Linked DNA regions of Homo sapiens: regions 1, 2, 4, 5, 6 and 7 are each linked to region 3. A link is a contact called in ENCODE Hi-C or POLR2A ChIA-PET data. All regions are on one chromosome and are shown on one strand. The core of a region is the stretch at or near the end of the contact, and the rest is flanking DNA. Distances in the headings are between cores, read along the strand shown. Region 1 holds the start of ZNF266 (zinc finger protein 266). Region 2 holds the start of MRPL4 (mitochondrial ribosomal protein L4). Region 3 holds the start of PIN1 (peptidylprolyl cis/trans isomerase, NIMA-interacting 1). Region 4 holds the start of S1PR2 (sphingosine-1-phosphate receptor 2). Region 5 holds the start of ICAM1 (intercellular adhesion molecule 1). Region 6 holds the start of EIF3G (eukaryotic translation initiation factor 3 subunit G). Region 7 holds the start of ZNF426 (zinc finger protein 426).

The links. Hi-C counts contacts between places; a loop is a spot of excess contacts on that map. ChIA-PET counts read pairs that join two places held with the same protein, here RNA polymerase II (POLR2A). Pooled maps may share reads with other maps.
Region 1: a pooled map shows a loop between it and region 3 (21-fold over the local background). The contact joins the promoter of ZNF266 here to the promoter of PIN1 in region 3. A Hi-C loop is called at or near these places in 10 of 50 pooled maps. POLR2A ChIA-PET finds 5 or more read pairs at or near these places in 3 of 52 experiments (activated CD4-positive, alpha-beta T cell and activated T-cell).
Region 2: a loop to region 3 is called in a map of CD4-positive, alpha-beta T cell, with 2.5 times the contacts of the local background. The contact joins the promoter of MRPL4 here to the promoter of PIN1 in region 3. A Hi-C loop is called at or near these places in 3 of 168 maps with a recorded cell type or tissue (CD4-positive, alpha-beta T cell, CD4-positive, alpha-beta memory T cell and naive thymus-derived CD4-positive, alpha-beta T cell), 1 of 37 single-sample maps with no recorded cell type and 11 of 50 pooled maps. POLR2A ChIA-PET finds 5 or more read pairs at or near these places in 2 of 52 experiments (BJ and PC-9).
Region 4: a pooled map shows a loop between it and region 3 (5-fold over the local background). The contact joins the promoter of S1PR2 here to the promoter of PIN1 in region 3. A Hi-C loop is called at or near these places in 7 of 50 pooled maps. POLR2A ChIA-PET finds 5 or more read pairs at or near these places in 4 of 52 experiments (Caco-2, GM10248, H1 and 1 more).
Region 5: a loop to region 3 is called in a pooled map, with 4 times the contacts of the local background. The contact joins the promoter of ICAM1 here to the promoter of PIN1 in region 3. A Hi-C loop is called at or near these places in 2 of 50 pooled maps. POLR2A ChIA-PET finds 5 or more read pairs at or near these places in 3 of 52 experiments (GM12878, K562 and activated T-cell).
Region 6: a loop to region 3 is called in a map with no recorded cell type, with 6 times the contacts of the local background. The contact joins the promoter of EIF3G here to the promoter of PIN1 in region 3. A Hi-C loop is called at or near these places in 1 of 37 single-sample maps with no recorded cell type and 3 of 50 pooled maps. POLR2A ChIA-PET finds 5 or more read pairs at or near these places in 5 of 52 experiments (A549, Caco-2, H1 and 2 more).
Region 7: a pooled map shows a loop between it and region 3 (5-fold over the local background). The contact joins the promoter of ZNF426 here to the promoter of PIN1 in region 3. A Hi-C loop is called at or near these places in 7 of 50 pooled maps. POLR2A ChIA-PET finds 5 or more read pairs at or near these places in 2 of 52 experiments (HEK293 and WTC11).

The regions. Positions count from the first base shown.
Region 1 is chr19:9,434,196-9,438,190 of GRCh38, forward strand. ZNF266 (zinc finger protein 266) reads right to left here and starts at 1,378. Exons shown (of 11, transcript NM_001370374.1): 1 at 1,089-1,378; 2 at 913-998; 3 at 603-664; 4 at 1-40. LOC105372269 (a long non-coding RNA gene) reads left to right here and starts at 1,446. Exons shown (of 3, transcript XR_007067133.1): 1 at 1,446-1,577. RefSeq lists an enhancer at 1,169-1,298.
Region 2 is chr19:10,250,476-10,254,002 of GRCh38, forward strand. MRPL4 (mitochondrial ribosomal protein L4) reads left to right here and starts at 1,739. Exons shown (of 9, transcript NM_015956.3): 1 at 1,739-1,835; 2 at 1,922-1,988; 3 at 2,076-2,226. The coding sequence starts at 1,779. RefSeq lists enhancers at 1,094-1,667, 1,122-1,271, 1,402-1,811, 1,668-2,241.
Region 3 is chr19:9,833,414-9,837,102 of GRCh38, forward strand. It overlaps PIN1 (peptidylprolyl cis/trans isomerase, NIMA-interacting 1), which reads left to right and starts at 1,905. Exons shown (of 4, transcript NM_006221.4): 1 at 1,905-1,989. The coding sequence starts at 1,932. It overlaps PIN1-DT (PIN1 divergent transcript), which reads right to left and starts at 1,602. Exons shown (of 2, transcript NR_183873.1): 1 at 1,451-1,602; 2 at 666-1,265. RefSeq lists silencers at 1,607-1,946, 1,977-2,196.
Region 4 is chr19:10,229,294-10,232,836 of GRCh38, forward strand. It overlaps S1PR2 (sphingosine-1-phosphate receptor 2), which reads right to left and starts at 2,038. Exons shown (of 2, transcript NM_004230.4): 1 at 1,911-2,038. It overlaps MIR4322 (microRNA 4322), which reads left to right and starts at 1,120; the gene lies at 1,120-1,192. RefSeq lists enhancers at 533-582, 663-742, 682-1,396, 2,543-2,592 and silencers at 923-972, 1,683-2,342.
Region 5 is chr19:10,269,178-10,273,088 of GRCh38, forward strand. ICAM1 (intercellular adhesion molecule 1) reads left to right here and starts at 1,943. Exons shown (of 7, transcript NM_000201.3): 1 at 1,943-2,049. The coding sequence starts at 1,983. The region is part of intron 1 of LIMASI (lncRNA inflammatory and mucous response associated, antisense to ICAM1); the gene reads right to left. RefSeq lists enhancers at 1,505-1,594, 2,505-2,744.
Region 6 is chr19:10,118,649-10,122,211 of GRCh38, forward strand. EIF3G (eukaryotic translation initiation factor 3 subunit G) reads right to left here and starts at 1,251. Exons shown (of 11, transcript NM_003755.5): 1 at 1,192-1,251; 2 at 1,006-1,052; 3 at 440-523; 4 at 220-308; 5 at 20-79. The coding sequence starts at 1,211. RefSeq lists enhancers at 1-753, 754-1,509.
Region 7 is chr19:9,537,394-9,541,204 of GRCh38, forward strand. ZNF426 (zinc finger protein 426) reads right to left here and starts at 1,252. Exons shown (of 8, transcript NM_024106.3): 1 at 1,182-1,252; 2 at 866-952. It overlaps ZNF426-DT (ZNF426 divergent transcript), which reads left to right and starts at 1,273. Exons shown (of 2, transcript NR_134921.1): 1 at 1,273-1,605; 2 at 2,013-2,337. RefSeq lists enhancers at 558-1,293, 1,300-1,349, 1,550-1,619, 2,274-3,473.

The DNA.
Region 1 (3,995 bases), core at 128-2,627, 400 kb before region 3:
TTTGGTCTCAGCTTGCATATCACTCTTTTCTTAGCATTGCCTATTCCAAAGAAAAATAGAGAAAATAATTCTGTCCTCTACTTTACTTACAGACCTTCATCAATTTGTAATACACTTATTTGCTTGGTTACATGACAGCCTCCTCCACTAGTTTACAACCTCCCTAAGAACAGCCCTAGGCTGAATTTTTTTACTATGCCTTAATTAACCATTCAGACACTCATCCATTTACAGGATACACCAATAAATGAAGGATACATTTAAACACGGCACAGAATACAATCAGAACTACCAAAATGTATAACTTTCTGAAAGAACGAGTGACTGCGCAAAAAGACAATATAACGGATAAACAGTGTCTGCTAGTTTTAAAGAGACTAAAAGACATGAAACTTGGATACGTAATAGATCCCAAAACAATCAAAACCATATATTGGAACAAAGTGGAGAACTGTACCTTTTTACACAGGGTACATATTAACAACATTTTAAATTTTCTGGGGTAATAGTATTATGGTTTTAAAAGGACATGTCTTTATCCACAGGACACGTATTACCAAGCATTTAAACCTTAAGTGTCACGCCTGCAATGTTCAACTTACTTCAAAGCCTCCATTCCTTCTTCCTAAAAGCCCGTTTTGAAGCTCTGTGGGGAGGTACAGGCCTAGGAAGTTCAGATAAAAAGAATAGCTGAGTATTCTTGCTTTTCTTCAGTAGAAAGACTTCTGGTCTACAAACGTTTATATTCACATAGAGAAATAACCACACCCCAGATACCTAAAAAATAGCTTTATGTTTCTACCTGAATGTAGAGTGTCAAAAGTAAATACAGGATGCGCAAAGAGAAAAACAAATTCTCAGATAAAACAGGAGGAAGAAGCCCCCGAAACCAACTTTCACCCCAGTACTCACCGCGACGAGCTGGACTCGCCAGGTACGGGAGATTGGGGGGATGAAGGACCAGTCAACCTGATTCGAACGACGAAAACTCGTTGTTTCTGGAAAAAAAAAAGTCACAAAGAATTGCTTTGGAAGAGTTTGAAGCGGCAATCACCGTGTTTGCAAAAATCGTGAGGAAGCGCCCTTACGACAGATCCCGAAACGGCTCCTGGCCCAGGGCCGTCGCAGTGACAACTCGAGTGGCTTTTTGAACCTGGCGGCGCCAGGAGGACCCGCGCGGCCCCGGCGGACGCGAGCGGAGCAGGCAAGGTCTCTCTAAGGAGGCCCCTCGGCGGCCTGGGGCAAACCGGTACTTTCGCCACCCCTTCCACCGCTGGCTCCCACCCGTCATCCGACCTCGCCAAAGCTGTATTAAGCCCAAACGCCACCAGGAAGAAAACGGGTTTGGCGGCGCGGAGAAAGCGCCGGAAAACACAGCAGCGCTCCGTGACGTCACTTCCGCCTCCAGCCTCAAACCTGGAGGAGCGCTCGGGAACTGCAACCTCAGCCGAGCTGAACAACCTCAGGCAGAGAGATTCTGGTTTACTCCCCAGTGGCTACGGAGACGCCTTGGAGGCCTTGGAGTCTGCTCACCTTGAGGGATGGAGGCCAAAAGGGGCCCAGAGCACAAGGCTGAGGTTAGAACCAGCCCTGCGGACGGGGCTAACCTAGGGTGGGGTCGGTGGTGTTGGCAAAGTTAGAGGTGGGGGCTCCCCCACAGGATGTGCACAATGCTCACAAAAAGCTTTTATTCTCACCTCCTCCCACGTTCCTAGCACCCTCAAAATGATGCTTCCTTTGATAATCCTGCCAGTCCATGATATGGCCTATCTCCTCCATTCATTCAATCTAGTTTTAGTTTTTTATTTTGTTTTTGTTTGAGACAGGGTCTCACTGTGTAGTCCAGGCTGGCGTGCTGTGGGGCGAAACTCATGGGCTCACGCCATCATCCCGCCTCAGCCTCCCGAGTAGCTGGGTCTACAGGCGCAGGCCACCATGCCCGGCTAATTTTTTTTCCCCCAGAGTTGAGGTATGTTACCCAGGCTGATCTCAAACTCCTGGGCTCCAACAATCATCCCGCCTCAGCCTCCCAAAAGGCTGGGATTACAGGCGTGCACCACGGCGCCGGGCCCAATTCAACTTGAGGCCAATATTTCCCCTTATTTCATTTATCTGGACGCCATGCTAAATTCTAATAGTTGATTCCTTTGTGTATTCAATATGCTGATACTTTTTGTAAATGTTGATTTTTTTTTCTTTGACTAATATATTGTTTTCTGAGATCTTACAGTGAGTTCCAGGGCCTCGTTGTAAAATACCGCGTTGTAAAATAGCACTGATATCAGGCATTCACTTCTGCAGGAGTGATTCTAGTTTCTCCAGAAATCGTTTTTGCTGTGCTTTGTAGTGGGTGGCCTTTATGGAGTTAATAAAGTTATTTTGAACACTGTTTTACTAACATGAAGAACTGTTCATGTACATTATCAAATATTTTGTGAATCTACTGAACTGGTAACTATTTTGCAGTTAATTTTTCAACTCAAAAAGATTTTCTTTTTTAAGTTTCCTCTCTTGCATTAAGAAGTCTTCATAAACTCTAGATTACATATAGATTTCCTAATTTTCTTCTGCAGCATATTACTTTAAAAACATTGAAATCTTTCATACTCATGGAATGTGTTTCAGTATGTGGTGTGGGATAGTGGATACAATATCTCTTTCCTCCAGAAACACGGCCAATTATTGTAGTACCACATATTGATAAACTGTCCTTGATTTACTGATTTCAAATTCCATGTTTATTAAACTATAAATTCCTATGTATACCTGTATCTGATTCTAGACTCTATGCCAGTAATACATTTACTTATGCCAATATCAAGATCATAATCTTTTCATTCCAGTGGTTTTGTATCAACTAATAATATTCCGTGGTAATAATAATAATAATGGTAGCTTTTTTGTTTGTTTGTTTTTGAGACAGTCTTGCTCTGTCACCCAGGCTGGAATACAGTGGTACGATCTCGGCTCACTGCAACCTCCACCTCCTGAGTTCTAGGGATTCTCCTTTCTCAGTCTCCTGAGTAGCTGGGATTATAGGCACGCGCCACCACGCTCAGCTAATTTTTGTATTTTTTTTTTTTTTTTTTTTTAGTAGAGATGGGGTTTCGCCATGTTGGCCAGGGTGGTCTCAAACTCCTAACCTCAGGTGATCTGCCCACCTCAGCCTCTGAAAGTGCTGGTGTGAGCCACCGCACCTGGCGGTAGCTGTTTTTTAAATCTTACTACCCTAAATGCTTAATAGACATTAAATTTTTACGCTCCCAATGATGTGGCTATTATTGTGATTTTTCCCTTTTGGTTTTTAGACCAGCTGTATTGAGATACAATTCACATATAACCAACACAGTTCACCCACTTAAAGCTATATAATTCAATATTTTTTAGTACATTCGCAGTGTTGTTCAAACATAATTTTGGAACATTTTAATCACACTAAAAGAAATCTTTGAATGGGAAAACCCATTTACCTCCTCTTTAAGCTCCAGGGAACCACAAACCTACTTTATCACTACAGATTTTTCTTTTGTAGACATTTCATATGGATATACTCATACAATTTATTTTTATTTTTGTATAGACAGGGTCTCACTATGTTGCAAGGCTGATCTCGAACTCCTGGGCTTAAGTAGTCCTGCCTCGGCCTCCAAAAGTGCTGGGATTATAGGCGTGAGCCACCATGCCCGGCCTAAAAATCATACAATCTTTTGTGAATAACTTTTTTCACTTAGCCCGTTTTTCAAGGTTCATCTGTATTATAGCCTAGATCATTCTATTTTATTGCTGAATGATATTCCATTCTATGTATATACCATATATGATTTGTCTTCAGTTGATGGACATATGGTTTGTTTCCACTTTGGGGGTGTTGTGATTAATGCTGCTATGAAAATTCACATATATCTTTTTGTGCATACTGGCTTTTATTTTTTGAGAAATCACAGCTCACTGCAGCCTCTACCTCCTAGGCTCAAGCGATCCTCCCACCTCAGCCT
Region 2 (3,527 bases), core at 489-2,988, 420 kb after region 3:
GCGCGGTGGCTCAGGCCTGTAATCCCAGCACTTTGGGAGGCCGAGGCGGGTGGATCACCTGAGGTCAGGAGTTCAAGACCAGCCTGGCCAACGTGGTGCCACACTGTCTCTAATAAAAACACGAAAATTAGGGCCGGGCTCGGTGGCTCACGCCTGTAATCCCAGCACTTTGGGAAGCCGAGGCGGGCGGATCACGAGGTCAGGAGATTGAGACCATCCTGGCTAACACGGTGAAACCCCCTCTCTACTAAAAATACAAAAAGTTAGCCAGGTGTGGTGGCGGGCGCCTGTAGTCCCAGCTACTCGGTAAGCTGAGGCAGGGAATCGCTTGAACCCGGGAGGCCGAGATGTGCGATCTCACACCACTGCACTCCGGCCTGGGCGACAGAGCGATACTCCATCTCAAAATACAAATACAAAATAAAAAAATACAATACAAAAATGAGCCGGGCTTGCGTACCTGTAGACCAGCTACTCAGGAGACAGAGGCAGGAGAATCCCTTGAGCTCTGGAGGTCGAGGCTGCAGTAAGCCATGATCTTGCCCATTGCACTCCAGCCTGGGCGACAGAGGAAGACCTTGTCTCTAAAAACCAAAACAAAGAAACTAAAAATAAGCATTCGGATTTGTTAGGGGGCGACAAGGGAGGCACTCCAGGATCTGTGGACTCCCCACTTTGTTCTGTCCTTGGAGAGCCCTGGAAGGTCTGAGAGGGGACGGGACCTGGTTTAAGGGGGTAGGGGAGAGGACCCTGGTCTAGGGGGTAAGGGACACAAATACCTAATCTGAGGGGTTTCGGGGGGACATGGCCCTGCCCTGGGGAATCTAAACTGGGAGGCATGGTCTGGCAGGCCCAATCCTGAAGGCTTTCTGAGGGCAATAAGGCCCTGCCTTTAAACAAATGAAAAAACGCCAGGCACGGTGGCTCACGCCTGTAATCCCAGCACTTTGGAAGGCTGAGGCGGGAGGATCACGAGGTCAGGAGATCGAGACCATCCTGGCTAACGCGGTGATACCCGTCTCTACTAAAAATACAAAAAATTAGCCAGGCGTGGTGGCGGGCGCCTGCAGTCCCAGCTACTCGGGAGGCTGAGGCAGGAGAATGGCGTGAACCCAGGAGGCGGAGCTTGCAGTGAGCCGAGATCGCGCCACTGCACTCCAGCCTGGGCAACAGAGCAAGACTCCGTCTCAAAAAAAACAAAAACAAAAACAAAAACAAAAACAAAAAAACAAATAAAAAAACAAAACCACATAACTGGATAAAGAAAAAACCATCTCCGACAGCCTTGGAGGCGGGATGAAGGCGTGGCCCGGTGGGCGTGACCAACAGCAAAAGTTTAAGCGTTATTGGCTGTATTCCTTAGTTGCTCACTCCAGAACTGCCCACTTATGGGCGGGGGTCACTCCTTCAGGCTTAACAGTCATTGGCTGAATTGGGCCAGAGAGGTCTCATTGGCTGAATTCCTGCACCGGCTCGTCGGAGGCGGGACCCAAAGTAGGCTAGGCCTACGGAAGCTGGGTCTTCTTGCTGTGAGGTCGCGTTCCCCAGTGTTACGGAGGGTCCTTGAGGCAGGAGTGAAAATTGGGTCTGGGGGTTAGTCCTGGGGTGGAGGTCTGGGCACGCCGGGTCGGACCCCCTCCATCTTCGGTTTTGCACACCCCGCTTTCCAGCGCGGAGTCGCGGCGGGTAGGGCGGCGTCGCGTGCGTGACGTCATCCAGCGGCGCCTCGCGAGGCTCCAGTGGCCTTGACCTCCCGCGGCGTGGGAGGCTGCGCGGCGATGCTGCAGTTCGTCCGGGCCGGGGCGCGGGCCTGGCTTCGGCCTACCGGCAGCCAGGTGAGGCCAGGGGCTGGAGGCGTGGTCGAAGGATGAAATTTGGGGGTGTCCAGGGGTCGTCTCTCACTTTCGCCCAACCCTTGCAGGGCCTGAGTTCCCTGGCGGAAGAGGCAGCGCGTGCGACCGAGAACCCGGAGCAGGTGGCGAGCGAGGGTAAGGCAACCGGGGTGGCTCCAGGAGGGGCGGCGACAGAGAGGTCTGACCCTTGACCCTAACCTCTGACCCCCGCAATCGCTCCAGGTCTCCCGGAGCCCGTGCTGCGCAAAGTCGAGCTCCCGGTACCCACTCATCGACGCCCAGTGCAGGCCTGGGTCGAGTCCTTGCGGGGCTTCGAGCAGGAGCGCGTGGGCCTGGCCGACCTGCACCCCGATGTTTTCGCCACCGCGCCCAGGTGAGCGAGGGCTGTAATGGTGAACTGAGTGGCAGAGGGATGAAGAGCGGGATTTCAGGAGTCACGATGACTTTGGGCTTGTACCCTTGGGAAAGTGCTGTATTTCTACAGCCTCCGTTTCTCCACCTGTCAAAGGGGAATGATGACAGTTTCCCCTGCTGTAGCGCTGTGTGAGATTGAAGCCTGAGAGGTGACATCATCTAAGGGTTAGGGAGACAGAATTCTGGAGCCCGACTGATTAGGTTCAAATCCTGCCTTCCCCTCTTGTCCCTCAGTGTCCCTATTTTGTCAGCGGTCGGGAGGTTGCTGTGATGAATAAATGACTTAATTCTGGCACATAATAAGTTCTATAGAAATGTTGATAATCTTTGTTAACTGGTTTTTGCAAATAAGAGCACTAAAAAGACTAAACCATTCCTCGGTGCCTGGAAGAGGCTGTTTGCATTTTAGTTACCCTGCTGTTCATAACATCTCTAAGAAAATGTAGGGGCCACCCTGGGCGCAGTGGCTCACGCCTGTAATCCCAGCACTTTGGGAGGCCAAGGCGGGCGGATCACGAGGTCAGGAGATCGAGACCATCCTGGCTAACATGGTGAAACCCCGTCTCTACTAAAAATACAAAAAAAAATTAGCCGGGCGTGGTGGCGGGCGTCTGTAGTCCCAGGTACTCTGGAGGCTGAGGCAAGAGAATGGCGTGAACCCGGGAGGCGGAGCTTGCAGTGAGCCGAGATCGCGCCACTGCACTCCATCCTGGGCAACACTCTGTCTCAAAAAAAAAAAAAAAAAAGAAAGAAAAGAAAATGTAGGGGCCAGTTACTGTGGCTCACATCTGTAATCCCAGCACATTGGGAGGCCGAGGTGGGCGGATCACTTGAAACCAGGAGTTGCAGACCAGCCTGGCCAACATGATGAAACCCCGTCTCTACCAAAAATACAAAAATTAGCCGGACGTCTTAGTGCAAGCCTGTAGTCCCAGCTACTCAGGAGGCTGAGGCATGAGAATCGCTTGCACCTGGGGAGATGGAGGTTGCAGTGAGCCGTGATTATACTACTGCACTCCAGCCTGGGCGACAGAGACAGACTCCATCTCAAAAAAAAAAACAGGTGAAATTGATTTCAATAATGTATTTAACCTGTATTTAAAACTATGTCGAAATCACATTGTAGCATGGGGCACTGGCCATGTTTCAGATGTTGAGTATGTGACTGTATGGAATGGTATAGAACTAGAGAGGAAAACCAGTCCCTGAAGAAGGTGGCAATAAGTGAAGTGTAATAGCAGGAAAAAAGTAATGGTAGGA
Region 3 (3,689 bases), core at 655-3,154:
CACTCAGCCCTTGGATTGGATAATTCTTTTGGTGGGGGCTGTGCCTTGAAGGATGTTAGCAGCATCCTTGGCATCTAATACTAAATGCCAGTAGCCAGTAGTATCTCCTGTTCCAAAATGTCTGAAGGTGTTGTAACAACCAAAAATGTATCAAGATGTTGCCAAATGTCCCTTGGGAAACAAAATCGCTACTGGTTGAGAATTCTGTTCTATTGTTTATTTAAGACGCTAATATTAGGGAAGTTTGGGTGAAGGGTACATGAAAACCCTACTGTTTTTGTAACTGCCCATGTCTAAAATTATCTTTATAAAAAGTATCTTTTTAATATTATGCTAATACTTGTAAAAAATGTTCTATTAAAACTTAAACTTTTTTTGTTTTTTGAGATGGAGTCTCGCTCTGTCACCTACGCTGGAGTGCAGTGGTGCGATCTCGGCTCACTGCAACCTCCGCCTTCCAGGTTCAAGTAATTCTCCTGTCTCAACCACCCGAGTAGCTGGAATTAAAGGTGCCCACTATCACGCCTGGCTAATTTTTGTATTTTTAGTAAAGACAGGGTTTCACCATGTTGGCCAGGCTGGTCTCGAACTCCTGACTTCAGGTTATCCACCCACCTCGGCCTTCCAAAGTGCTGGGATTACAGGTGTGAGCCACCGAGCCTGGCTTGAGTGCTTTATGTGGATTAATTTATTTAATGTTCACATCAAACAGAAGGATGTAATTGCTTATCCCCGCTTTGCAGATTGGGAAACCGAAGTACAGAGTAACGTTAAGTAATCAGTTCAAGGTCGCATAGCAAGTGTCAGTCCCAGGCTTTAAACCCAAGTCTGGCTCCAGACTTCTCTTAGCCTTCTACTGCATCCTGCGTCTAATTTGTTGTGGGCAGGTTTCCCTATGAGTTCACTTCACTGAGCCTCATTCTTTTTAACGGTCACATAGGGTTCTATGCTAGGTGAACTGTAGTTGCACCCTTTGCTGTCAGTGTCTTCAACTCCCATATCTACCCACAGTTCCCCAACTCTGGGTCCCCAAATACCTCCCCTGTGTCCCACGGGCTCTGCAGACTCTATTTTAAGTTGGCTAAAACTGAGCCCATCTCCTCCCACCTGCACCTCCTCCGTGTTCTTATATGAATGTCAATGTCGGCACCCACTGGTCACCCAGGATGGAGGAAGGAGCCAGACTGCGAGGGAATAAAGGAAGTAAGCAGGTTCCAAAGGACGTGGAAGGCCTTTGGGTCCAGAGCCTAGGGAAAAGTTGAGCCCTGCAAAAAATAAAAGAGGCTGGGTTAGCTTTGGACATCTGTGGGAAACAGGTGGGAAGAGGGAGGATGGAGGAGCCAAATTTAAGCATCGGGTACTTAGGTGCTCATCTCCAAGGCAACTGCATTGCTATGGCAACAGCAGAGGCAGCACCGCCCCGCCCAAGTACCTCCTGGACCGCCGTTACCTCTGCACCAGCCAGACTCTTCCGCATGGGAGGGCTGGGGGCTTGCGGACCTCCGGGAACAGCTCAGGCAGGCGGGAGTTGCTGCGGCATTAGCCAATCCATAAGCTCTATCCCGCCTGGGTGGGCTCTGCGGCGACGCGCGCCAAGAAGGGGTCGGGAGTTTTTTGGCGCTCGCTAAAGGGCGTTGAGAAGGGCGGGCCCGCGTCGCTTCGGACCACTCAGGAGCCGAGGAGAGCGAGTGGGCGGGGCCAGGCTGAGGCTGGCCGGGGGCGGGGCGCAGGGATAACGTGGGAGGGTCCGCCCAGCCTTTCTTCTACCCAATAGAAGGCCAGAAAGCCAATCCGGACCGTTAGGGAGCCCAATGGGCGTCGCCGCCAGGCCCCGTTGCAGAGCGCGTCTAGCCAATAGGCAGCGGCGGCGGGCGGGCGCGGGCGACAGGCGGCGCAGCTGAGGCGGAGCAGGCGCTGCGGCAGGAGGGAAGATGGCGGACGAGGAGAAGCTGCCGCCCGGCTGGGAGAAGCGCATGAGCCGCAGCTCAGGTGCCGCGGGGGTCGGGGCTGGGGCGGGACTGCGCGGGCCCGCGTAAGCAGGGCTCGAGCTCGCCCCTTGGGCGCGGCGGCAGCGCTGCCTCCCTCCCATGGGGTCCTGGCTCTTCCGCGTCGTCCCCGGGGTAACGGCCCCGGCCCGCCCTGTTGTGGGGACTGCGAGCCTCAGGAGCCGCCGGGAAGCCTGAGGAAGCTGAGGCAGGGGGCTGGGCGGGTGAGGGTCCGGGGAGTCCGGGGCGATGGCCCTGGCCCTGCCGGCCCGGCTGATACCTCTCGGCCTAATGCACCTGACACCCCGGGGGACGTCTCTGCACCTTGCTGGGCCCGGGGGCACCCCTGGGAGGGAGACACCCCAGTACCCTGCAAAGGGCGTAGGGTGTTGCCCGGCCTCGGGTCCACAACCTACCCCTGCTAACACCCCTACTGTGTACACCTAATGCTGAGTCTGCGACATCGCCCGTGACATTCTGCCAGACGATGGCCCCTGTGCTTAGGCCCGATTTAAGGGTTAGCCACAATGATAATATTGCCAGTAACAGGGCATGTTTTTCTCTGTGTCAAGCGCTTTAAGTTCTCTCTGAATTGCCGCAACTCTGGGAGCCAGGTAGTTATTACTTCCACCTTACCAGCAAGGAAACTGAGGTCAGAAAACTGAAGGAACTCGTCCAAGATCATTCATTTCAGGGGCCGGGGGTTGGATTAGGACCTAGGCAGTTTGCCTACAAATCCCCCTCCCCGTGTCACTGCAAACTCCTGAGGAGCAGGCCCAGCATCTGTGGGCAGGTCCCGAGTCACTCTGCTGCCTCTAGAGCCCATAGCAATCGCATTTGCAATAATAATTCTCCTTGGTTGAGTGCCAGGTTCTGGTGAACTGTTTGGATACATGGACTCTCCTCATTAACCCCATGAGGTTTGATCTCCTTATTCTCTATTCCCCATTTTTCAGATGAGAAAACTGAGGTGCAGGGAGATTAGAGCCCATTGCCAAGGTTTTAGAGTGAGTCAGTAGCTCAGCTGCATTTGCACCTGGAACCCGCGCTCTCGCCCACCCTGCTCTAGCCCTGGCCTGTGGCTGGGACCTCCAGCATAAACCGGATGCTCTGCCCAGCTCTGGGCCCATTTCTGCTGTTTCTGCTCAGTTCAACCCTGATGGCTTCCTTTATGGGTGACACTCCATGTCACCCAGGCGAACTGTCAGCCTTTGGAGTGGCACCCAGTAGGGTCTTTACTTCCAGTTTCTTGTTCACAGTCTTCACTCCTTCATACCCCTCACTCCCTGGGTAACATCGGGCCACCAGTAATGCTGGTTCCTAGCTCTGCAACACCATGCACGGTGTAGTAGCTAAGAGCAGAGCTTTCGGGTGTGAAGTACCTGAGTACAGTTCCTGCCTTCCCCTGTGTGTGCCTGGAACAGAGTAAACACTCAGGAAGCGTTACCCACTGCTGCCATTCCCAGAGATGCAAAAGGTGAGGTCTCCGTTTTGCCATCTATACAATAGAGATAATAAAGGCTATCCCACTCTTAATGTGTGCCAGTTTCTGTCCTAGGCATTTTGTAGATGTGTGAGCTTATTTAGTGCTTTCTTATTATTATTTTTGGAGATGGTCTCACTGTGTGGCTCAGGCTGCAGTGCAGCCTCTGCCTCCCAGGCTTAAGCAATCCTCCCACCTCAGCCTTTCAAGTAGCTGAGACC
Region 4 (3,543 bases), core at 788-3,287, 400 kb after region 3:
AATTTTTTTTTTTTGAGACAGAGTCTCACTCTGTTGCCCAGGCTAGAGTGCAGTGGTGTGATCTCGGCTCACCACAACCTCTGCCTCCTGAGTTCAAGCGATTCTCCTGCCTCAGCCTCCTGAGTAGCTGGGATTATAGGTGCCTACCACCACACCTGGCTAATTTTTGTATTTTTAGTAGAGATGGGGTTTCACCATGTTGGCCAGGCTGGTCTGGAACTCCTGACTTCAGGTGATTCACCTGCCTAAGCCTAGGAAAGTGCTGGGATTACAGGCGTGAGCCACCACGCCTGGCCTTTCCTCAAATCTTTGAATGACTGTCTCCCCATCTTTCAGAAAGGCAGGCCCTGTGGTTACAGTTCCCCCTGGTCACCCATGGAGCCCGTGGTAGCCACCCTACCTTATAGAAAGTGACCTTTCTATTTAAAGGTCACTTCCTCAGAGGGGACTCCCCTGACCCCCAGTCTACAATAGCAGCCATCTCCAAGCCTTTTCTAATCACAGAATCTCGTTTTATTATCTGCACAGCGCTTGCCACTATGGGAAACTATCATGATATCTTTCCTTTTCTGTCTGGCTTCCACCTAGACAGTCAATGCCTAAGGCCAGGGAGCAAGTCAGTTATCAGCCCCTACAGGGATGCCTGGCACAAATAAAACACTCAGAAAACGTGTGGAATGGGCAAATGAATGAATGAATGAATGAACCAATGAACAAAGGAGACCCTAGTGGGTTCCCAAGGGTGGAAACTCCTAAGCTCAGCCCAGACCCAAACAGCAACAAAGGAGCCTGGAGACACCTCTGGTCCGCGGGCAGCGCCCCCATCGCCCACCATCAACCAGGCAAAGCCCAGCGTGTCTCCATGGAGATGGCAGCAGGACCCGACCCCGTGCTGGCCCGCACTCTCGGCCTCCTTATCTGGTTTAGGAATGCGCGGTATCCACGCTCGCTCGCGCGGGAGCCACGCCTCCTCTCCCCCCCGCCCCCGAGACCGCCACACGCGCGGGGCCCCCACGTCTCCAAGCGGCACTGGAAGGATTCCTCTCCGTCCCGCCAGGGGTCCCGCCTCGAGATTCTGGGAAGACTGGGGGTGGGGGACCAGATCGCAGCAGCAGCTGCACCGCGAGTTCCGCGCCTGGCCGTGTCGCCCCACGAGGGGGACTGTGGGCTCAGCGCGTGGGGCCCGGAGCATCTGACAAGGACAGAGACAGAGGAGGGGGTGGAAATCCCCGGGTGAGTCAACCCGTGCCTGAGAAGGGGGCGAGTTCCGACGCTCCGCCCGGCTCGGGGCCACGCGAGGTCCGCGCCACGCGCGCCTTCACCCACGACCCATCCCTGAGCCGGAGTTGAAAGAGGAGGCGTCTGAGCCACGCAGTCACTTTCTCTTTCCTTACAAAACAAAGCCACGCCCCCCGCCGGGGGACCGGAGGAGGCAAACAACTTGGGGAAACCGAGGCAGAAAGCCCGACGTCCGACCGCCCTCCCCGTGGGTGCCGCCCCTTGGCTTGGAGGCTCCACGGCGCGCACATCCTTTTGCCCTCGCTCAGCCGGAGTCAGCCAGGAGGGGTGTTGCCCCCCCCCAAACACACTCCCCAAGACCCCGGTCCCCGAGCACGGCGTCCTGCCTCCCAAAGACTCCAGTCGAAAGCGCTCGGATTCAGCCTTCTCCCCGGCGCCAACTTCCTGCCGCTGAGAAAGGCGGGGAGCACAGTCTGCGGGTTCGCGGCCGAGGCAGTGGGGGCCGCCCGGATTCTTGGAGAGGGCGCACTGTGACCACCCGCTCCGTGCAGCAGGAACCCAGGCGGCGCGTGCGCGCCCCAGCCCCCCGATTGGGGCCCCTCAGCTCGGATCCCGAGACCTCAGGGGACCAGGCCCGCCTTTTCTGCCTCCTTGTCGCCACGCGCGCTCACCTGGCTAGGCCGGCCCGGCTCCCGGCCCTGGCCGGAGGGGCCTTGGCGTCTGCGTCCCCAGGGCGGCCGCGGCTGGGGCTGGGGTTGCCAGCCGGGCTCGGCTAAGTCCCGGGGCTGGGACGAGGGACAGAGGGGGGGGCGGAGAGCCGCCGCCTCTGCCCCCCGCTCGCCCCGCCCTCCTCTCCTCCCCTTTCCGGCGGCGGCTGCAATGAATTCCAGATGTGACCGGCCGGCTGGCCGGGGCGCACGCGGGGGCCGACAGGAGCTGCACGGAGGGCCCTTTGTCCGCCCCCCCCACCCGATCTCTCACTCTGCCCCTCCCAGCCCCCACCCGTGAGAACCGGCCGGCGCGAAACGTCACGCAGCCTGGTGACGTCACAGTACTCCTGGCCAGGTGGCCTCAACCTGAAACAACTGTCTTCAACCCCAGGTTACCTCTGGGCTTACCCCTGGGACCCTGGACTTGGAAGAAAACACGAGGTCACATTTATTGACTCAACAAAGAGCCTTGGAAGTACCTACTAGGTGTCAACGCAGCAAATAGGCATTAAGTGCCTACTGTGTGTCCACCCAACAAATAAATTCCTACTAAGTGCGATGTCCTGTCCCAAAGACAAAATTGATCTCTTTTTTTTTTTCTTTTTTTGAGACATGGTCTTGCTCTGTCATCCAGGCCAGAGTGTGGTGGCTCAATCATAGCTCACGGGAGCCTCAGCCTCCTGCCTCAGCCTCCAGAGTAGCTGGGACTACAGGTGCGCCATCATGCCTGGCTAATTTTTTGCAGTTTTTTGTAGAGATGGGGTCTCGCTGTGTTGCCCAGGCTGGTCTTGAACTGCTGCATTCAAGCAATCCTACTGCCTCAGCCTCCCAAAGTGCTGGAATGACAGGCGTGAGCCACTGTGCCTGACCAGTCTCTCCCTTGATAGGACCTCCAGAATTCAGGTGCTGCCCTGTTTCCCTTGGGGGACTGGGGACACTCCACACTCTTTCCTGCCTCTGTAGATCACTGTCCCCTCTGGCGGGGCCCAGTTTGTGCCTGCCTTCCAGCGTCGGGCCCAGTCTTCTATCCAGATTTCCAATTTTCACTAATTCCTGGGCATTTCTGTGTGCCTGCCTGCGGAAATGATGGACACTACACCTTCATCGAATGATGTGTGTGTGTGTGTGTGTGTGTGTGTGTGTGTGTGTGTGTGTAACCAGCAGTTCGACAACAGGATAGGAAAGCCCCTCATTCCAGCAACAAAATTTTTTTGTTTGAGACAGAGTCTTCCTTTATCTCCCAGGCTGGGGTGCAGTGGTGCCATCTCAGCTCACTGCAACCTCTGCCTCCCAGGTTCAAGCTATTCCTGTGCCTCAGCTTCACAAGTAGCTGGAAATACAGGCGCGTGCCACCACGCCTGGCTGATTTTTTTGTATTTTTAGTAAAGACAGGGTTTCACCATGTTGGCCAGGCTGGTCTCGAACTCGTGACCTCAAGTGATCCGCCTGCCTCGGCCTCCCCAAGTGCTGGGATTACAAATGTAAACCACAGCACCTGGCAACAAATATTTTTTATGCACCTACTGGGCACAGCAGTGAACAACAACAACAGCAACAAAAAGGAAAAACTCCTTGACCAGATGGATTTTTTTTT
Region 5 (3,911 bases), core at 693-3,192, 440 kb after region 3:
TTTTTTTTTTTTTTTTTTTTTTTTGAGTCTCACTCTCACCCAGGCTGGAGTGCAGTGCCTCTATCTTGGCTCACTGCAACCTCCGCCTGCCGGGTTCAAGAGATTCTCCTGCATCAGCCTCCCAAGTAGGTGGAATTACAGGTGTGCACCACCACACCCGGCTAATTTTTGTATTTTGCATAGAGATGGGGGTCTCCCTATGTTGCCCAGGCTGGTCTTGAACTCCTGGGCTCAAGTGATCCTCCCATCTCGGCCTCCCAAAATGCTGGGATTACAGGTGGGAGCCGCGCCCAGGTGGATTTTTGTCTGACTCTGTTCATTCCTGTGTCCCCAGTACCTGGAAGGACGCCAAGCACACAGTAGGCGCTTAAAAAACATTGAGCCACATGTTGAGAAAAGAACGGCACCATTGTGGCTGCAAGTGGGACTTGGGCCGCGCGGGGGAGCTCGCGCACCTCGGGCCGGGGCAAGAGCTCAGTGGAACCCGCCCGAGGAAGAACCCGTGGCGCAGGATTTTCCCAGGCCTTCTGAGGACCAGGGGCGTCCCCCGTCCCACCCTGTGACTTTGCTCAGGCCGTTCCGGGGCGGGAATTCAGAACTCCTCAGCCCCCCAAGAAAAAAATATCCCCGTGGAAATTCCTTGGGAATGACCGAGGCGGGGGAAATATGCGTCTCTGGATGGCCAGTGACTCGCAGCCCCCTTCCCCGATAGGAAGGGCCTGCGCGTCCGGGGACCCTTCGCTTCCCCTTCTGCTGCGCGACCTCCCTGGCCCCTCGGAGATCTCCATGGCGACGCCGCGCGCGCCCCACAACAGGAAAGCCTTAGGCGGCGCGGCTTGGTGCTCGGAGACTTAAGAGTACCCAGCCTCGACGTGGTGGATGTCGAGTCTTGGGGTCACACGCACAGGCGGTGGCCAAGCAAACACCCGCTCATATTTAGTGCATGAGCCTGGGTTCGAGTTGCCGGAGCCTCGCGCGTAGGGCAGGGGTTCGAGCGCCCCTTCTCCCTGCCTCGCCTCTGCGCCTGGGGGCTGCTGCCTCAGTTTCCCAGCGACAGGCAGGGATTTCGAGCGTCCCCCTCCCCTCCCTCGTCAAGATCCAAGCTAGCTGCCTCAGTTTCCCCGCGGAGCCTGGGACGCCAGCGGAGGGGCTCGGCGCGTAGGGATCACGCAGCTTCCTTCCTTTTTCTGGGAGCTGTAAAGACGCCTCCGCGGCCAAGGCCGAAAGGGGAAGCGAGGAGGCCGCCGGGGTGAGTGCCCTCGGGTGTAGAGAGAGGACGCCGATTTCCCCGGACGTGGTGAGACCGCGCTTCGTCACTCCCACGGTTAGCGGTCGCCGGGAGGTGCCTGGCTCTGCTCTGGCCGCTTCTCGAGAAATGCCCGTGTCAGCTAGGTGTGGACGTGACCTAGGGGGAGGGGCATCCCTCAGTGGAGGGAGCCCGGGGAGGATTCCTGGGCCCCCACCCAGGCAGGGGGCTCATCCACTCGATTAAAGAGGCCTGCGTAAGCTGGAGAGGGAGGACTTGAGTTCGGACCCCCTCGCAGCCTGGAGTCTCAGTTTACCGCTTTGTGAAATGGACACAATAACAGTCTCCACTCTCCGGGGAAGTTGGCAGTATTTAAAAGTACTTAATAAACCGCTTAGCGCGGTGTAGACCGTGATTCAAGCTTAGCCTGGCCGGGAAACGGGAGGCGTGGAGGCCGGGAGCAGCCCCCGGGGTCATCGCCCTGCCACCGCCGCCCGATTGCTTTAGCTTGGAAATTCCGGAGCTGAAGCGGCCAGCGAGGGAGGATGACCCTCTCGGCCCGGGCACCCTGTCAGTCCGGAAATAACTGCAGCATTTGTTCCGGAGGGGAAGGCGCGAGGTTTCCGGGAAAGCAGCACCGCCCCTTGGCCCCCAGGTGGCTAGCGCTATAAAGGATCACGCGCCCCAGTCGACGCTGAGCTCCTCTGCTACTCAGAGTTGCAACCTCAGCCTCGCTATGGCTCCCAGCAGCCCCCGGCCCGCGCTGCCCGCACTCCTGGTCCTGCTCGGGGCTCTGTTCCCAGGTGAGTCGGGGTGGGGATTGCCGTCGGGCCAGTTCTCCGAAGCCCCGGGAGGACCGGCTCCCGGGTCAGGTCATGCATGCTTAGGTAGCTGTTTATGGGAAGGAGGGGCTAGAGACAGCGATTGAAAGGCAACAGCCAGTAGGTTCGAATCCAGACCCTGCATACCTCCACGTGTGGCCTTGGGCTATAGATTGCAGCTTTAAAAAAGGGTAGGGGGTTGGAGATGGAGGGGAGGGGCGGGCCTCGTTTTGTTGCCCAGGCCGGTCTTGAACTCCGGGGGTCTAGCCTTACCTCCTGCCTCAGCCTCCCGAGTAGCTGGGATGAGAGGTGTGAACCACCGCCTTGCTTGGCTAGATTGCGTCTCTTACAGTTTCTCAGCTGTAAAACGGGAAACGTTATAGCGGCCACCTGGCAGGGTATCTTGGCCCAGCGCAGCACCTGGCCCCAGGACTCGATCATGATGGTTTGGGAACTTGGCTCTGTGCCAACCCAACAAGGCTTAAGGGACCCCCACCCCCCTCAAGATGTATATTCTGTTCCTCATCCTCTCTGCCCCTGGGGAAGTCCAGGGCTGCTTCTACTTGGGGGAATTCCAGAGCTGACTTATCCGTGGCCCAAAGCTGAGAAGTGGGACGCCCCAGCACACCCTCCCCCAGCTCCAGCCCAGCTAGGGAAGAGGGAAGGGGTCAGAGGGTCTTTCATGGTGGTGTAAGTTTGGGGAACCAGGAGGGTGGGAGATTGACAGCTTGGTTAACAGCTCAACAAAGCCTGAGATCCAGGCCAGCACGGTAGTTCATGCCAGTAATCCCAACACTTTAGGAGCCCCAGGCGGGCGAATCACTTAAGGTCAGGAGTTTGAGACCAGCCTGGCCAACATGGCAACATCCCGTCTCTACTAAAAATACAAAAATTAGCTGGCATGGTGGTGGGCGCCTGTGATCCCAGCTGCTCGGGAGGCTGAGGGAGGAAAATCCCTTAAGCCCACGAGGCTGAGGTTGCAGTGAACCAAGATTGTGCCACTGCACTCCAGCCTGGGAGACATAGCGAGATTCTGTCTCAAAAAACAAAGCGTTCTGATCCGGACTCAGACCCAGATCGCACTGCTTTCTAGCTGAGTAACCATTTCTCTCTATGAAATGGGAATGGTCCCAGAATCTCCCTTGGAGAATGTATGGAGCCAGTGTCCTCACACCCCCATCCAAGATAGAACAAATCTGAGACAGGAATCTTTGAGTGAGGCAGTGCTGGGCTCAGACATTTTTTCCCACCTTCGGAGGCAGCAGAATCTGAGGGACCTGATCCAAATAAGCCCCTTCTTTCTTTCTTTTCTTTTCTTTTTTTTTTTTTTTTTTTTTTGAGACGGAGTCTCACTCTGTCGCCCAGGCTGGAGTGCAGTGGCGTGATCTCGGCTCACTGCAACCTCTGCCTCCCAGGTTCAAACGATTCTCCTGCCTCAGCCTCCCTGAGTAGCTGGGACTACAGGCATGTGCCATCACACCCGGCTAATCACTGTGTTAGCCAGGATGGTCTCGATTTCCTGACCTCATGATCTGCCCACCCTGCCTCCCAAAGTGCTGGGATTACATGCGTGAGCCACAGTGCCCACCCCGTAAGCCCCTTCTTTCTTACCTGCAAGGTAGCCAGTTGCTACCCATCCTGTGCTGAGTTACTTGTATTAGCAAGGGATGGGGTGGCTATACTCACCCACCTTACAGATGGGGAAATTGAGGCCCAAAGAGGGGGAAACTACGTGTCTCAGGGAGTGAGGAGCCAGTCTGATTCCTGGAGGGCTGACTGTCTCCACCTGACTTCTTAGGAGGGAGGAGGGCACCAACTTCACATTAAAATCTGGTTGGACACAG
Region 6 (3,563 bases), core at 1-2,500, 280 kb after region 3:
TGGGGAAGAAGAGCCTCACCTTCCTCCTTGCGACAGCCTTTGAAGCCTTCCGGGTCTCAATCCTGAAGGTGCGGACAATCTGAGGATGGGAGGGGAGAAGGGTCAGGCTCCTGGGACCAAGGGATCTCCTTTATCAACCTCCTCAACACACCCCACCCCATTCCGGTCTATGGGCCCCCAAGCACAAGGGTCCCCACTCCCTGCACCCCCCACCCTCACCTTGAACTTCTTGCCATCCTCATCTATCTTGTACTCTGTCACTGTCTTTATGTTTCCGTTGATGACCTCCTTGGGAGGCGGCAGTGGAGCTGGCAGAAGGGGAAAAACAGAGAAAGACTGAGCCCTGGGTCATGGGGATCAGGAGCGGCAGGGCTGGAGGGAGAGGCAGCCCGGACACCGAGTGGCAGTCCTCACTCACCTCCCGGCAGTCCTCACTCACCTCCCGGCAGTAGCTCTGGCTCTGGGCTGGTGTCACCTGTGGCCAGAGGGATCCCCTTGAGGAGCTCGCTGGTGACACATTTGTCTGCAAAAGGCAGCGTAGGAAGGAGGAGTCAGCTCCAGGGGCAGGAGCTCCCCAGCTGCGATGGAAGGGCTTTTGGGATGACGCCTACAGCAAAAGCGGAGAAAGGCAGGCCAAGGGCAGAGGGCTGGCCAGGCAACGCACTGGGATGGCCCTGTGGGGACTCGGAGTGGCAAGGATGGGAGATCCCTCGTAGGAAGGTGGGTGCCAGGCCATGAAGCCAACCAGGCGCCAGTAGAGAAACAGGAGACGGGAGATTACAACTTCCTCCCTGGAGGGGAACAGCTGGGAGGCAGTGGCATGGGAGGAAGAGGGACCCGCCGGGGAACACCTGGAGTTGGCAACAGGCGGGTCCCAAGGAGGATGGCGCGGGGCAGGGGCAGACCGTGACGGGGTACACGGTGCCAGACTGGGAGATGGAAGCAGGCGGCAGTCACACGGCTTGGGCCTGGCCGCGAATACCCCGGGCGACCGTGTACACTTACCGTCCTCCCCCTCCTCCTCCACCTGGTCGGCCCAACTGGGCTTCGAACTGCGGAAACAAATGTGTGGGGAACGAAGATTAAGTCAGCCAGGCCCGGCTCCCGCAGCCTCGGCGTACCCAGGCCCCATAATACTTCCCAGAGCACCCCAACCGCTTCCCGTGCCCCTTTCCGCGATCGCCGACTCACTCAAAGTCTCCAGTAGGCATCGCAAAAAGTATTCTCCACGCAGCCCAAGCCCGGCCAGAGAGCGGAAGCGGGCGAAAACGAGACTTCCGGTGCCGCCGTCGCCGCCTAGAGGGGCCCAGCCGCGGCACCCACAGCGACACCTGCGGACGGAGGTGGAGGCGCACGCGGCTGTGTATGCTACTGGGCGCTGCTGGTACCAGAGTAGGGCCAGCGGGGGCAGAGGCTGATTTCAGGGCTGGTCCTATTAACCTTTAAAATTAAAATAGGCCAGGCGAGGTGGCTCAAGCCTGTAATCCTCGCACTTTGGGAGGTCGAGGCGGGCGGATCACCTGAGGTAAGGAGTTCGAGACCAGCTTGGCCAACGTGGCGAAACCCCGTCACTACTAAAAACACAAAAATTAACTGGGCGTGGTAGTGCGTGCCTGCAGTTCCAGCTACTCGGGAGGCTGAGGCAGGAGAATCGCTTGAACCCGGGAGGCGGAGGTTGCAGTGAGCCGAGATCGCGCCACTGCACTCCAGCCTGGCGACAGAGCGAGACACCGTCTCAAAAAAAAAAAAAAAAAAAAAATTAGCCAGGCGTGGTGGTGGGCACCTGTAATCCCAGCTACTCGGGAGGCTGAGGCGGGAGAATCGCTTGAACCCAGGAGGCGGAGGCTGCAGTGAGCCGAGATCGCACCACTGCACTCCAGCCTGGGGCTGCAGAGTGAGACTCCGTCTCAGAAAAATAAGTAAAATTAAAATAAATAATAATAATCATAAAGCTCACTTATTGAGTGCTTATTGTATATGAAGCATGGTGAGGAGGATATTACTTCCATTTTACAGCTGAAGAAACTGAGGCTCAGACTGGGTGCAGTGGCGCCTGCCTGTAATCCCGCACTTTGGGAGACCAAGGCGTGGGGATGGCTTGAGGCCAGGAGTTTGAGACAAGCCTGGGCAACATAGTGAGACCCCTGTCTCTAAAAAAGAAAAAAAGAAAAAGAAAGAAAAAAGAAACCAAAGTTCGGGGAAAACAATCCTTTTGCTTAAACTGTTCCTTGTCTTCTTTCCCGATCCCAATGATTCAGATGCCAAGTGGCCTCCCCTCAGCCACTCCCTCTTCTTTTCTTTGTAGCATTCTTGGCTTTCCGGTATAATTTTGTGCATTTACTTGTTTATTGCTCAGCTCCTTGCTCTAAGCACAACCGTCCTCAGTCGAAGTGATTCATGATGACTCCCCAGGGGAAAAAACTGGTCCTCAGGGAGGAAAAAAATCTTAGATATTGTGGTCTTCCAAAGCCAGCTCTATCAGACAGCATTTATCCCTAAGTATTTAGTTTCTGCCTTTAGGGAGATATTAAATGTAATTAAATTGAAATTAATTTAGTTGATGTAAATTCAATTTTAGGATAATTCGGGTTTTCTCCTAAGAAGGGTGATAATGAACAAAAAACGTTTGACAATGTCGGACGCAGTGGCTCACGCCTGTAATCCCAGCACTTTGAGAGGCCAAGATGGGCAGATCTCTTGAAGTCAGGAGTTCGAGACCAGCCTGGGCAATATGGCGAAACCCCGTCTTTACTAAAAATACAAAAATTAGCTGGGTGTGGTGGCCCGCGCCTGTAATCCCAGAACTTTGGGAGACTGAGGCAGAAGGATCACTTCAGCCCTGGAATTCGACCAGCCTGGGCAACACATAGTGAGACCCCCCATCTCTAAAAAACAACTTTTTTTTTTTTTTTTGAGATGGAGTCTCACTCTGTCGCCCAGGCTGGAGTGCAGCGGCGCAATCGCGGCTCACTGCAACCTCTGCCTTCCGGGTTCTAGTGATTCTCCTGCCTCAGCCTCCCGAGTAGCTGGGATTACAGATGACCACCACCACGCCGTGCTAATTTTTGTGTTTTTAGTAGACGGTTTAGTAGAGACGGGGGCCCACCTCGGCCTCCCAAGGTGCTGGGATTACAGGTGTGAGCCACTGCGCCCGGCCCTTAAAAAAATTTTTTTTTTTTAATCAGCTGGGCATAGTTCTGTGTGCCTGTAGTCCCAGATACTCAGGAGGCTGAGGTGGGAGAACAGCTTCAGCCCAGGAGGTTGAGCCATGATCATGCGACTGTACTTCAGCCTGGGTAACAGAGAGAGACCCTGTCTCAAAAACACACACACGCACACACACACACGCAACAAAACAAAAAATAACTTGTAAGGGAGAATGCCCTGAGAAAAATAAATAAGAAGACAGGAAAAAAAAGTTTATGCTTTTTTATCCTCTGAGTTGTGAGTGAGGAGGCCACTCAAGTGTTTGGAATATCACCAACTTTTCTTGTGGAAAAAATTATTCTAGAAGCCTGTAGAGAGCCAAGTGGAAGGGAAAACATTAGCTGGAGAGCAGGAAA
Region 7 (3,811 bases), core at 2-2,501, 300 kb before region 3:
GGGCTGACTAGGCCCACAAATATTCAGTTTGGTGGCATCTGTATAGAATATTTAACTCTTTTTTTTTTTTTTTTTTTGGAGAGATGGAGTCTTGCTATGTTGCCCAGGCTGGTCTTAAACTCCTGGGCTCAAGAGATCTTCCTGCCTCAGCCTCTCAAAGTGCTGGGATCACAGGTGTGAGCCACTGTACCCAGCCAGCTTTTTTTTTTTTTCATTGATATACAATCAATGTAGCTTAAAATGCACACATCCTTCGTTTCTCTTTTTTTTCTTTTGAGACGGAGGCTCACTCTGTCTCCCAGGCTGGAGTGCAGTGGCACGATCTCAGCTCACTGCAACGTCCGCCTCCTGGGTTCAAGTGATTCTCCTGCCTTAGTCTCCCAAATAGCTGAGATTCCAAGACCCCACCACCACGCTCGGCTAATTTTTTTTCTATTTTTAGTAGAGACGGGGTTTCACCATCTTAGCCAGGCTGGTTTCAAACTCCTTAATCCAACCATCCTGTTCATTGTAAATTTGATTATTGTGATACTAGAATAATAAAGCCTTCATCCTTTCCCTCTGGAGGTCTGATTAAGAAGCTCTCTTGGGATGTACAGGCCTAGGAACTCCATTCGAAGATAATGAATTATTATTCTTAGTATTCTTTAGCAGAAAGACTTGCGGTCTACAAACGTTTATATTCACATACACAAATACGCACACCCTATAAACCTAAAAAGCATCTTTATCTTTCGCCATGAAAGTAATGGTCAAAAATAAAACACAACACAATAAGACGAAACCAAACTTACAGATGAAACATTCGTTTGCATAAGAGAAGACAGAAAAGGCCCCCTAGAACCAACTTTCACCCAGTGCTCACCGGAACACTCAGAAATCGCCAGGTCCCTGAACCGGGAAGATCCTGGGGACGGAGCCAACGCGGATGCAAAAGGCAGCAATTATTTTCCTGCCGGAAAAAAATTCACAAACGCTGCTTTGGAGGCCTTTGGAGAGGGGCGCACAGATGAAAACACCCTGCGGACACCGTAACTATAAACCCGACTCCTCCCGAGGAGCGACGGTCCGAGCGGACGCTAGCGGGCCCAGCAGACACGAGCAGAGCGGGCCAGGCCTCTCTAACGTCCGGGCCAAACCCGTCCTTCACCCCAAAACCAGTTCATCTCCTCGGAACTCACCCAGGCCAGTGAGGCCTTAACTCTGAAAGGCAAAAAGACTCTCAGGCGCTCACAGCCGGCGTCACAAAAGGAACGGCGCACCGCTGACGTCATTTACGCTCTCCGCCTCGGGCCAGGCGGGGTTTCGGGACTAGGGTTTCTGCCGTGTAATACCTCCTCGAGGCAGAAAAATTCTACTTTCCATCTGCTTGGCTGCGGAGGACCTTGGGGTGGGCTCAGCGTGGGGGCTGCAGGCAGAAATGGGTCCAGAAGGCAAGGTCGAGGTTAGAGCCAAGCCTGTGGGCAGGGCTACGGGCAGGGGGCGGGGAGGAATGTGGGTCCAGGCCCAGAGGAAAAGGTTGAAGTTATAGCCAGGCCTGTGGGCGAGGCCGCAGCAGGGCGGCCATAGGGGAAGGAGCCAATGTGTTATGCATGTAGAAAATAGGTAACTACGTCTTTTGCTCTGTTACTATTTCAACATTTGATGTAAAAAACATTTTCTATGCAGCTAAAAGAATTGTTTTTAAAAATAATTTCTAGGTTTTCTGCCTTGCTTTAAAACATCTTTTCTTTTTTTTTGAGACAAAATCTCACTCTGTCACCAAGGCTGGAGTTCAGTGGAGCCATCTCAGCTCACTGCAACCTCCACCTCCCAGGTTCAAGCGATTCTCCTGCCTCATCCTCCCAAGTAGCTGGAATTACAGGTGCATGCTGCCACACCCTGCTAATTTTTGTATTTTTAGTAGAGGCAGGGTTTTGCCATGCTGGCCAGGCTGGTCTTGAACTACTTGTCAGGCCTCTGAGCCCAAGTTAAATCATCATAAACCCTGTCACCTGCACGTATACATCCAGATGGCCTGGAGCAACTGAAGAACCACAAAAGAAGTGAAACAGCCAGTTCCTGCCTTAACTGATGACGTTCCACCATTGTGATTTGTTGCTGCCCCACCCCAACTGATCTCTTGACCTTGTGACATTCTTCTTCTGGACGAGTCTCAGGAGTTCCCCACCGAGCACCTTGTGACCCCCGGCCCTGCCAGCAAAAGATAACCACCTTTAACTTTCCACTACCTACCCAAATCCTATAAAACTGCCCCACCCCTATCTCCCTTTGCTGACCCCTTTCTCGGACTCAGCCCACTTGCACCCAAGTGAATAAACAGCCTTGTTGCTAACACAAAGCCTATTGGTGGTCTCTTCACATGGATGTGTGTAACATTTGGTTCCGAAACCTGGGACAGGGGGACTCCCTTGGGAGACTGGCCCCGTCCTCACCCTCACTCCGTGAGGAGCTCCACCTACTACCTCGGGTCCTCAGACTAGCCCAAGGAACATCTCACCAATTTCAAATTGGGTAAGCAGTCTCTTCACTCTCTTCTCCAGCCTCTCTCACTACCCTTCCATCTCTCTGTCCTTCCAATTCCAGTTCTTTTTCCTCTCCAGTAGAGACAAAGGAGACACATTTTATCTGTGGACCCAAAACTCCAGCTCCAGTCACGGACTCAGGAAGACAGTCTTTCCTTGGTGGCTAATCACTGTAGGGATACCTGCCTGATTATTCACCTACATTCCATTGGTGTCTGATCACTGTGGGGATGCCTGCCTTGATCATTCACCCACATTCCCTTGGTGGCAAGTCAATTGCAGGGCTGCCTGCTTTGGCTGCTTACCCACATTACAGCCCAGGGCTGCTCACCCCCACCCCACTCCACTGCCTTCTCCATGTCTCTACCTTTCTCTTTAAACTTACCTCCTTCACTATGGGCAATCTTCTGCCCTCCATTCCCTGTTCTTCTCCCTTAGCCTGTGTTCTCAAGAACTTAAAACCTATTCAACTCACACCTGACCTAAAACCTAAATACCTTATTTTCTTCTGCAACACCACTTGGCCCCAGTACAAACTTGACAATGGTTCTAAATGGCCAGAAAATGGCACTTTTGATTTCTCCATCCTACAAGATCTAGATAATTTTTGTCATAAAATGGGCAAATGGTCTGAGATGCCTGACATCCAGGCATTCTTTACACATTGGTCCGTCCCTAGTCTTTGCTCCCAATGTGACTCATCCCAAATCTTTCTTGTTTCTTTCTTGTCCTTTGAATCCTCCTTTTCTATGGACCCATCTGACCTCTCCCCTCCCCCTCAGGCTGCTCCTCGCCAAGCTGAGCCAGGTCCTAACGTATCCAGAATTGGTGGGTTCTTGGTCTCACTGACTTCAAGAATGAAGCCGTGGACCCTCGCGGTGAGTGTTACAGTTCTTAAAGGCGGCGTGTCTGGAGTTTGTTCCTTCTGATGTTCGGATGTGTTCAGAGTTTCTTCCTTCTGGTGGGTTTGTGGTCTCGCTGGCTCAGGAGTGAAGCTACAGACCTTTGCGGTGAGTGTTACAGCTCTTAAAGGCAGCATGGACCCAAAGAGTAAGCAGTAGCAAGATTTATTGCAAAGAGCAAAAGAACAAAGCTTCCACAGCGTGGAAGGGGACCCAAGGGGGTTGCCACTGCTGGCTCAGTAGCCTGCTTTTATTCTCTTATCTGGCCCTACCCACATCCTGCTGATTGGTAGAGCCGAGTGGTCTGTTTTGACAGGGTGCTGATTGGTGTGTTTACAAACCTTGAGCTAGATACAGAGTGCCAATTGGTGTTTCCACAATCCC